Linked DNA regions of Homo sapiens: region 2 is linked to region 1. A link is a loop called in an ENCODE intact Hi-C map of the cell type or tissue named here. Cell type or tissue: CD4-positive, alpha-beta T cell. All regions are shown on one strand. Links, peaks and the distances in the headings refer to the core of each region. The heading gives the core; the rest is flanking DNA.

Region 1 (5,375 bases), core at 57-5,056:
ACTCTTCTTGCAAATTCTTTAAGTTTGAAATTATTTTAAACCAAATGGTTTTTTAAAAAATTATGCATAGAATAACCCAAACTTTCTGAAAGTCAAGGGTTACACACAAAATAAATTTGTGTGTATCTGTATGTGTTTTTGGGAGAGGGAGAATAGTTCAGAATAATTAGAACACGTTGAGAATTTAGAATTCTCTTCCATTTAGTCCAGTGAGGATCTTAAAAAACCTAAGAAGTACTACGTACATATATAATTTTAGACCGCATTTTCAGCCCAGGCAAGAGTCAGAGCTCATACAACTTTGTGGAGGGTGAAAAGAACCCTGCCACAAATGTGCTACAGAGCCCGCATCATCTCCACAACAAAACACCCGACACCCGAGGTTCAAAAATCTACTTCATCAAAGATCAAGAATAACTCTGGTTAGAACTGTTAAATCAGTGGAAAGTTAATGAACATGGAGGATGAAGTCCAGAAAGTGCTGTCTGCAGTGTTTGGGGCAGGCATTCGCATTAGGAAACCCTCTGTGGTACAGGCTCTCTCAGTGGCCAACTATTTGGTGATCTGCACATTTTTAGCATAGAACCTTGAAATGATACAGCTGTGCTGGTCATTACGGAATTCTCTTTTTGTGTGACAGAATTGTGACAGGCTCCCAGGACCTAAACCCAGAAGGAAGCAGGACCATATTGCTGCCTAGAGAAGGGGATGGAGCAGATTCCAGGACACCGATGAAACAGAAGCTTCCATCACAGTGCTTTCTGCTACCTTATGAGACAGTTCGCATCTCAACAGCTCTAGGATACAAAGGAAGCACATACATTTATACTTTATAAGGTGGCCAAGGAATCCTACTGTGAACAAAGAATGTCTAAGATAATAAAATTCCACTTTTTTTTTCTATAAAAAGCAAATCTTGTCCCAGATGCAAGCACTTGCAACAGAAGCTCTGTGGGGGAAGCCTACCTCTCAAGGCCCTAGTTCTTGGCTCATCCCCACCCCATGACCTGGACAAGACCTGTGAGGGTGCCATTTTTAGTATCACCGTGCCTCAGTTTCTCCACCTGTGCATGTGGAATGATACTGGCAGCCCCCGTAGACTTATGGGGATGACTGCTGAGCTGATGTCTATAAAATGTTCTTAATGGCAAGGGCGAAAGAGCTATAAATACAAGGTCAAAGCAGCATTTAAAACCTTTTTAAAGCTGCAGCCACTTCTTTCTTTTGAAACAGAGAACCACAGGGAGGATCAAAGGCGTGCTGCTGTTAACTGCGGCTCTCAAGGCCTTGCCCTCCACCTGGCAGAAACCCTAGAGAGGTCTACCATGATTTTTACCTTGACTAACAAAATCTCAAGACAAGTTGTACAATGGTTTCCTGGAACATTCTGAGTAAAGAAATGGGAAACCAATACAGCTTACCTAGCTTGTTACCTTCTATGAACGCTGGCATTAAAAGTAAAAGGCAGCCTTGGGAGGAAGAAATGCAAACACAGAGGGAGAACATAGCTTCCCCTTGTCTCTCTCTGCCACAAAAGCCTGGCCAAAGTGACTCTACTAGGTTGAAGCAGCCTGCATAATAAAACGCTTAACCTTGGCTAAGTTAACCTCCTCAGCCATTAAAAAAAGGGAGGGTGGGGGAAGGGCTAGCAAAATCAAGCTTACGGGAAATAAACCTAATCAAAGCCGAGTAGTAACAAAGGGCACCAGAAACATTTCTACTGTATCACATCCCACAGGCTGGCCAAGAGCCCGGAATTTTCATTACAACTTTCAAAGAGAGCAAGAGGAGGAGGGAAAAAGATTTCACAAAAGCATTATCAAGGCCCCAACCCAGGATGCCCTGCTGTACAACCAAAATTTGTAAGAGGTCAGCCTTTCAGGGAGTCAAAAACCCAGCATGTGGAAACTGGCAGGCCTTTTATATAGTGGGAGGGGTTCTTAAAACGACTACTGTTTCGCACTGAAGTCTCTGAGCTTCACAGATCATTAAAGGTTTCTGAACCACAGAGAAAGGAGGGCAGAGTTAAGGAAATAAATCAAAAGTTCCTCTGGGACGCACAAATGCCTACTTGGAACAGGCTTTCAGCATGAATATCCTCCACATTAAACAACAGGGAGGACTTTTCAAAATAAAAGCAGAAAAGAGATTCATTTTGTTACAAGCAATGCACTTTTTCCTTTTGGTGTAAAGGTTATGTGTGCTATAAAAAATGACTCCTGCCGTGAGTGCTGCGGGGAGGTGGAGGCTGGGCTTGGGGCAGGAGGTGGTGGTGGTCAAAGAAAACAAGTAGAAGTGAATACAACGCCTGAGAATGCTGTGTTTGGGGGTCCCCCAAACAAGTCTAAATGTCCCGCAATGATTTGGGGGTAGGATGTGAGGTAGGAGAATGGTATCAGAAAGGAATTTCTTCTACATTTATTCCTTGCCATCCTTGCCCAAGAACTGAAATCATTTCCCCACAGCCAGAAAGAACTGTCTTCTTTGTGGGTGTGCAACACACACAGTTGCAGATCTGGGGAAAAGAGACTGTGCCGTTTTGAAGGCAGAGCCTCACACTTCTTAAGGAAATATCAGTTGTCTCAAAACCAGCAGAGGGAGTACAACGTTTGAGAAGAGGAATGGCCAACCCGATTGCTGAGGATTCATGTTTAGCCCCGACAATGGTTGTAAAGCTGAGCTATCTACCATAACTTCTGCCCTTGCTCTCCTGTCACCCAGCAATAGTAAACAGAAAGAAAAGCTATACTACCTACTCAGATGGAATTAGCTTGTTCTAACAACCGCATGAGGCAGCAGAGAGAAAAGGAGAACTGTCCACACTTCTGTCGGGACACAGTTCCTGTGAGCAGCACTGTTTTGGGGAGAGGAATAGAAGCAGGGGGAAGGCTCAATGAAAAGCAGAAAGTCCAATTTGGACTGACAGCAAATCCCAAAGCAATGATTTTACCTTAAAATCCAGGGCTCCTAGGCCAGTCTGTGAACAGCTCATTTCCAGAATTTTTGTTTATGAGAGGGCAAAATGGAGAACTCTGTCTTTCAAGCTTTTCTTTCAACAGATGATTTGAAACAAAAGCAGCACACTCATGAAGGCGTATGTCTGCTAAATGGTTGCTATCTTAATCTTTAGCCACAGTTTATCAAAACATGTAGGAATGGGTTGAGAAATTAACTGGTGCTAAGATTATCAGCATGGACAAGTTCCTGGGGAGGGCCTGGCGACATGATCAAAGCTAATGGTCCCTCTCCCAGGAGCAAAGAGCCTACTATTTCATGCATGATGATGTTGGGCTCTGGCACTGGAAATCTTTGCTCAGGTCCATTCTAAGTGTCGAAATGGTGTAATTAATGGTTAGCCTGGGTATGCACTATTCAATCAGGCAATTTTTTTTTTTTTTTTTTTTTTTTTTTTACTAAATCCGAACATTAATGCTTTCTCATTGTGGGAAATGAGAGCTGGGATAAAGACATGCTCAACTCAACAGAACAAACACAACCTATATGTGACTTTATGTTAGTCTAGGAACTGTGCACTGATGCACACCCAGGAGGCACTAAGTTAACACACATGCATGCATACCTGCCTGCCTGCTGGGTAAGGAGGGCTGGGCAGGGGAGGGGGGCCGCCCTGGCTGGGGGACACGGCTGGGGCCATTGTTGCCACTTTCTCCTCTTTGTAGACATCAATTTTTACAAAGGGCCGAATGATAAAGGTCCACAAGACCTCACCCAGAACGGCTGTTGCAGGAAGCAGAGGCCTGAGCAGCCTATAGCCAGAAGCCCAGGCAGGGGGTGTGCCAACTACACAGGCCCACATGAAGAGCCTCCATGAGGAAGACGTTATGGCAAGAATCCTCTAAGTCTCCAAGGGACGAGATCAGAACAATGTATGGAAGGTGAAGTGATACAGATTTCAGCTTAATAAAAGGAAGGCGGCCCGAAAAATGGAACTGTTCAAAACCACAATGGCTTCATTTAATGGGTTCGATGTCCCCAGTCTGCAGGAATGCTGTAGAAGATTCAGGTAGTGAGAAATACCTCAACAGACAAGAAAGCTACTTCAAGGACTTCCTTCGGCAAGGCCTTTCAAACAAGTTTTAACATTGAAAACACCCATCCTTCAAAGAGCTTGAAGCCCCAAGTGTCCATCTTCCAGGATGCACAAGACTCCCCAAGCCTTCATCCTCCCATTACTATTTAATATCCACACTACATTGTTCGGCACTTGGTTTCCCTCCAGTATGCACCGTGGCAGCCAGTAAGACACCCCCAGGGAGCACAACCGCAGCTCACTATTTTTCTCCCCATGCTCAATAAGTTCAGTAAGTGCTTGATGATTGACTAGCATCAGGAATAAACTAGGAGCATTTTACATTCACACTATCTAGTTAAACATTCCAAATGACAGATTTCCAGAAAAATGTTGCAACAAATGTAAGTATTTATAGACATGCCTGGTAAGGTATGTAGCATTTGGAGAAATAATAACTAGAACAGAGTACTGTACAAAAGAAAATGGTACACTTTTGTATGAGTCTAAGATATATTGGACAAATGGGTATTCCTATTGGTAAACATGGACATCTTAATAAAAATACAAAATTACTACATAAAGAAGCATTACATCCTTCAACTCATCTGGTGGCCATAAAATGGAGAGAGGCACATGGACTTTTCTCCTGAGTCACCTGATAGATTTACAAGATCAAAAGAAATAAGGGCTTCAAGTCTTTTTTTTTTTTTTTTTAAAGAGATGGGGTCTTGCTAGCTTGCTCGGGCTGAACTAAAGATATCCTCCTGCCTCAGCCTCCCAGGTAGTTGGAACTATAGTAGGAGTATCTACCCTGCCCTGCTAGAACTTCAAGTTTTGATGGGCAAATCCACCCCAGAGGACAGGACAAATGCCAGTATTCTGGTTAATAGCCCCAGATGAGCCAGCTTCCCACCCATCTCCCGTAAGGTGGCAGACACATAAGGGAAGCCACCTTGGACCTTTCAGGTCAACCCATCTACCAGGTGATACTACAGAGTGAGCTTTGGATACATGACATGGAAACAAATGGCCAGCTGAGTCCCACCTAAATTCCTGATCTACAAAATTATTAAAACTATAATATTTATAGTTTTAAGCCAGTAAATTACATATACTAAAAGGTTTTGGTTTTTAGAAATTTATTTAAAAGTTTTAGGGTTTTTCTTTTTAGGCTCACATTATCCAAAACGTGTAGTTTGCCCCCAGTTCACTGGCTCTGTGCTTTACTTTGCGAAACTAGCCATCTATACAGATTCATCGGGCCTATTTCCTTTAGAACTTAATCCTATTGTTCCACAAATTACAGATTCTCGCCAAATGAAAACACCTCCCTCGACAACTT
Region 2 (5,375 bases), core at 228-5,227, 260 kb after region 1:
AGTCAAATAAATAGGATGTGCTGATAAACTTGAGAGGTGAGAGAGAGAGGGAAAAAAGAAAAAGGACATCTGGCCTGGATGGATGAAGCTGCTGTTTGAGTTTCATGGGGAGACCAGGAATTTGGCTTTGAATGTGTTAAGCTTGATCAAGAAGCCTAGAAAATCACAGAGTCGAAGTTGGCAGAGGTCCAGGCTGGAGATAATAATTTAGTTTTTAAAGCCATGAGACTGAATGAGATCACCCAGGAAGTGAGTACAACTTTTTGACAAAACTTTTAAAACTCATGAGAACATTTATTGCTCACGCTTGAGTGCAGAGGATATTCAAAATAGACTTATGAGTTACACATTTCCAAAGGCAGTACCCTTAGGACTCCTTTTAAGTATATTCCTCTCAATCATTTCCTGATTAGAAGATTATACATCATCATTTCATCTTAAGTAAGAATATGTGGGCAGTTGCCAAAGCTCAAAAAATGGCAGCTTCACCTATTTAGCTGAAGGCCAGATTCCTCACAGTTTTTTGATCCTATTAGATTCCCCACTTAATCTAGGGGAAAGAATCAAAGCTTTCAGCAGAGCCAATATACAGAATTACTCTTCATTTTAGGTTACTTCAGCCTCTACAAACACCATCTTACCTCTTCAAAATGAAGCCAACACCACCCCCAAACATCTCACACTACTTCTCAAAACCAATTCAGACAAAGCACAAAAATTTCAGTCATACTCATGGTCCAAATCTCATTTAAGAGAACCACTTCCTGGCTGGATACAGCGGCTCATGCCTATAATCCCAGCACTGTGGGATAACAAAGTGGAGAAATCATTTGAGGCAAGGAGGCAATCATTTGAGACCAACCTGGGAAACACAGCAAGACCCCATCTTTACAAAAGAAAAATAAATTTAAAAATTAGCTATGCGTGGTGGTGCAGACCTGTAGTCCTAGCTACTTGGGAGGCTGAGGTGGGAGGTGGGAGGATTGTTTGAGGCCAAGAGTTCAAGGCTACAATGGGCTGTGATCACCACCACTGCACTCCAGCCTAGGGAACAGAGTGAGACCCTGTCTCTTAAAAAACAAAAAAAGAAAACCACTTCCTGTCAGTACTTAAGCTTAAGGAAGGGGCCCAGGACAGAACTGGGGATACTGGACTGAGAAGCCAAGATCCAAGTTCTTAGCACTGCCGCTTGCTGCACTGCCTTGGGCAAATCACTCTACCTGTCTGAGTCGCAGTTTCATTGCTGTAAAAGGGGACAAGACCTACCTATTTCACAATGCTGCTGTTGAGAATTACACAAGTATACTATATGTAAATTGTACTTATAGATTGCAAAGTGCTTTACAAATGTAAAATATCAATAATATGTATTTATTTCAGTCATGATTTACATCTACTATGGTAGATAATAAGCTATGGAAGATATAAAGGTAGCCAAAACACCCCTATCCTCAAGAAACTTAACTATTTGGGCGGGGGTAAAATCTATCCAGTTCCATGATTAAGAAACAAATCATGGAGAATTAACTACAAATGAAGAAAAAAATTAAAAATATTTCCTCTTGGGTCATGTAAAATTCACTTATCCATGGAAATCTGCCCCTCCCTCCTGAGTTCCCAATCCTCAAGCTCTACTCATCTCCATTGCTCAAGCCAGGCTATTTGTTAGGATGTTTGACTTTTGACTAAATACAGTGAGCGAAGTCCTCCAGTTAATTCTTCCTCACTCAACCACAGTAAGACATACTTATATTTTTCAAATGCCTGACCATACTCTAGGCATTTTTGCTTAGCACTTAGTCTACCAGACACATCCTGAACACCTCTGTAATGGACCCACTGCTCCAACTGAATCTTAGCTTACCTACTTCAAGCCATCATCATCCCTCATGCAGATGAATACAACTGCTTTCTAACAGATCTTTGTGACTACAAAACATTGTTTGCCTTAGCCTTCCTCCCATCTGTCCTCCAGTGCAGCCAGCCAGCCAGCATATCTGACGTCCCACCACTTTTTTTCATAATAGCTCAATTCAGATATAATTCACGTTCCATATGAATCACCATTTAAAGCATACAATTCATTTAAAGCATACAATGCCCACTATTCCTTTTCAAAGATTATGGGGCTGCCCCTTCACCTCTCCAGCCTCACCTCTCCCCTACTGCTTCCACCTCCACCCCTCCTGCATGCTCCTCCTGCTGCCTCAAGACACTCCTTCAGTCCCTAGAACCCAACTGCTGGGAATACTGTTCCCCGCCCCTTTGTCTGTGTACCTTCTACTGACCCTCAGAGTCTCCAGTGTTTCTGCTCTCCAATTCCAGGAGGCCTCCCAGACCTACCCAGAGTCCAGCCTTCTCTTTGCCCCCCAATCCTGCCTGTAAAATGGCCCTCATTGATCCCACTAGTGTTATCAGTTGTTAACTTACATCACTTCCCCACTAACTGCAAAGTCCACAAAGGCAAGGACCATGTCTACCATGTCATATTCCGTGAAGCAACTCCCACTCAAGCAATTTCCTCTCTGCAGCAAATTCAGGAGAGCATTTTCCTCATCATTATTTGATTATTCAGTAGCAGCTGACAGGGGCTGGCCACACACCCTCCTGGAAGGCCTCTTTTCCTTTCACTTTCTAGACACGATCCTCTCCAGGGCCTATCTAACTGCTCCCTCCACTTCTTATACTAGGCCAACCAGTGTAGAAGTTCTGTTGGGGCACTCCCTCTTTTCTCATCCTCTACTTTCTACCTGGCCAATCTCATATATAATGCGTTCATCACCAATCAGATACCAGGACACACAGGAGGATCCACACAAGTACATGTCTACCAGATCTCCCCTTCAGCTTCAGACACATGTGAAAACTGTTCACCTGGGGTCTCTTCTTGGATATCTCAAAGGTACCTCAACATGCCCAAACCAAAGGCATACTCTGCGTGCACCACCATGCCTGGCTAATTTTTAAAATTTTTTGTAGAGACAGGGTCTCATTTTGTTGCCCAGGCTAGTCTTGAACTCCTGGGCTCAAGCAATCCTCCTGTCTCCTCTCTTTAATCCCTACATCCCATCATCAACAAATTATCTCATTGTTACCTTATAAATTTCTCTCAAACTTATACCTCCAAACACCTCCAACATCACAAATCTTAGTTCAATCTACTAGTATGGCTTTCCTGGACCACTTGAATCAGGTTCTTGATTAGTCTCTTCAAATCCACTCCTCTGAACTCCTACAATTATTTTACTGTACTGCAGCCAGGGTGTTCCTTTAAAAAGGCTAATGACATTATGTCAATCCCCACTTTACAATACGTCAGTGACTCTTCACTTTGGTACATTAAAAATCCAAATCCTTATCATGATCTGCAAGGTGCTTATCCTTTTTTCGCTTCATCTCTCAGCACTGTCTTTCAGTCTACACCCAGCCACACTATCCCTCCCTCAGTTCCCAGAACACACCACACTCCTTCCTACCCAGAGTCCTTTGCTAAGGTTCTTCCTACCCTTTGTAATGCTCTTCGTCTGGCCTAGGTGCCTCCTACCCTTCCTTCAAGTCATAGCTCAACAGCAACGTCCTGAGGATAGCTTTCTTGTTCAAAACAGGTTAAATTCCCTTCATAGCATTTTCCACAACTGTAACTTTACATTTACTTGTGTGATTTGGTTAGCTTCTATCTCCACCTCCCAGCTAGAAGTTCCTTGAGGGACTGACCCTTGACTGTTTTTTGCCCTTTGCTGTATTTCCAATTCCTTAACTCACTGCCTGGCACAGAAAGAGGAATAATAAATTATTTCTTCTTCCTTCCCACCCTCTCACACATACGTTGGATCAGTAAAGAGGGCATTATGATGAGACTTGTGTTGGGGAAAGAAAATATTTCATGAATAAATAACTGAAGAGGTACTTGATTTGGTTCATAAACCATGAGTAGGATAAGGAGACGCAAAGAGAAGGCGAAAGACAGTCCAGGTGGGAGGAACTTCACTTAAGAGAGTGTTCAGTTAAATAGCAGCTACAGGGGAAAAAGAGCAGTACAAAGTAAATTTAAGTAGAGCAGGTGGAAGGGATAATGGAATGCCCCCAAAATAATAAAGCAGCCAACACTCACTGGGCACTTAATATGCACTAAGCACTTTACACATGTTAACTCATTTAATCTTCACTATAACAAAGGTGACAATGTAATTTATGATCCAAACTGGATACATCTGAGAGAGAAAAAAGACACAACAAATAACCATGCAGGAAAAACATATGAAAGCCAGGTCATATATCCTAGCTATACCCTTATTCAGTCAGTACTACTGTTATGTATATCTTATCAATGCAAAAGTAAGCACTGAGAGGCTGAGCAAGTTGACCAAACTCACACAACTATGTGTGAGACCTAGGATATGAACCCAAGCAGCTGACTCCAGAGCCTATATGCTTAACCACAAAGCCATCCTGCCTTAAATGACATGGCCTTAAAAGCCGAGTTATCCAATACAGTAGGTTAAGTGAAAAAGGTGCTGCCAGGCTACTGAGATGAAAAGAGCAGTCTAGGAACATTCATCTTATCTGGCAGTAGGAGATGTTTTCCACCAAGAGTTGTTAGTGTCGGCCAAACAAACTTACTTTCAAATCCATATTCTCTGAGAGCCTAAGTAAGGAACCGAGGTACCTCAAGTACTTTTGCCTGTGCCATTTCTGCATTTATTGTGTATCCAAAAAATGTGTTAGCATCCTCCTTTAGGAACACAAGGCAAGGAGACAGTCCACGTGTGGAAGACCTACATGAACATCTTACTCTGCTAGCCCTGCCTCCAAGAGAAGCAGCTGCAGCCAGCATGCAGCAGAAAACCAAACAGGCACCCTACAGCTGGGCGACTTGCTTCCAAAGGGAAATCAATTTTCCTTTCCTGTTGCCTTTCATATCAACATGCCTGGGAAAGAAGACGTAATGGCTTTTGCTCTGGAAAGGGAAATGTCACTCTAACACTTGTATTCACTGAATAAGAAGTAAGGCATTCTCATAAACAGTAACCTGATGTAGAGAATACTTCAAAATATGCCAGAGAATTGCAGATGAAGCTGCAAGATATCACTGAAATATGAAGTCAGCAGATCTGCAAACTCAGACAGAAATAAAACAGCTTTTTATCTGAAAGTTATGTGGTATTGAGAGTTTTTCCATGTTTTAAAGTTCTTCCACCTGACCCAAACCAACCACATAAGCAAAGAGCTACATATACCCCTGCACGATTCTCTACCTCTGAGGTTAATGAGTAAACTCAATCAATCCTGCTAAGAGTTTATATACTCATTCTCAGAATATACGGCTTATTTAAGGAACCTAAATAACTGCAATGGGATGCCCAGGTCAAATTCAA

Evidence for each region. Peaks named below come from ENCODE experiments on the same cell type or tissue, not always from the same donor. Only the 100,000 strongest peaks of a DNase experiment are listed, where the experiment ranks them.
Region 2: it touches region 1 in a loop (2.2-fold over the local background); 5 of 110 quality-filtered maps call a loop at or near these places.

The regions. Positions count from the first base shown.
Region 1 is chr1:8,406,588-8,411,962 of GRCh38, forward strand. The region is part of intron 12 of RERE (arginine-glutamic acid dipeptide repeats); the gene reads right to left. Among named protein-coding and RNA genes, the nearest start is that of RERE-AS1, 15 kb to the right of the region's middle. In CD4-positive, alpha-beta T cell, for the core only: a CTCF peak has its summit at 2,588; DNase peaks (open chromatin) are centred at 1,274 and 2,664; H3K27ac peaks cover 2,204 bases.
Region 2 is chr1:8,661,627-8,667,001 of GRCh38, forward strand. The region is part of intron 1 of RERE (arginine-glutamic acid dipeptide repeats); the gene reads right to left. Among named protein-coding and RNA genes, the nearest start is that of RERE, 150 kb to the right of the region's middle. RefSeq lists an enhancer at 2,795-2,844. In CD4-positive, alpha-beta T cell, for the core only: no CTCF peak of the experiment used is centred there; a DNase peak (open chromatin) is centred at 2,595.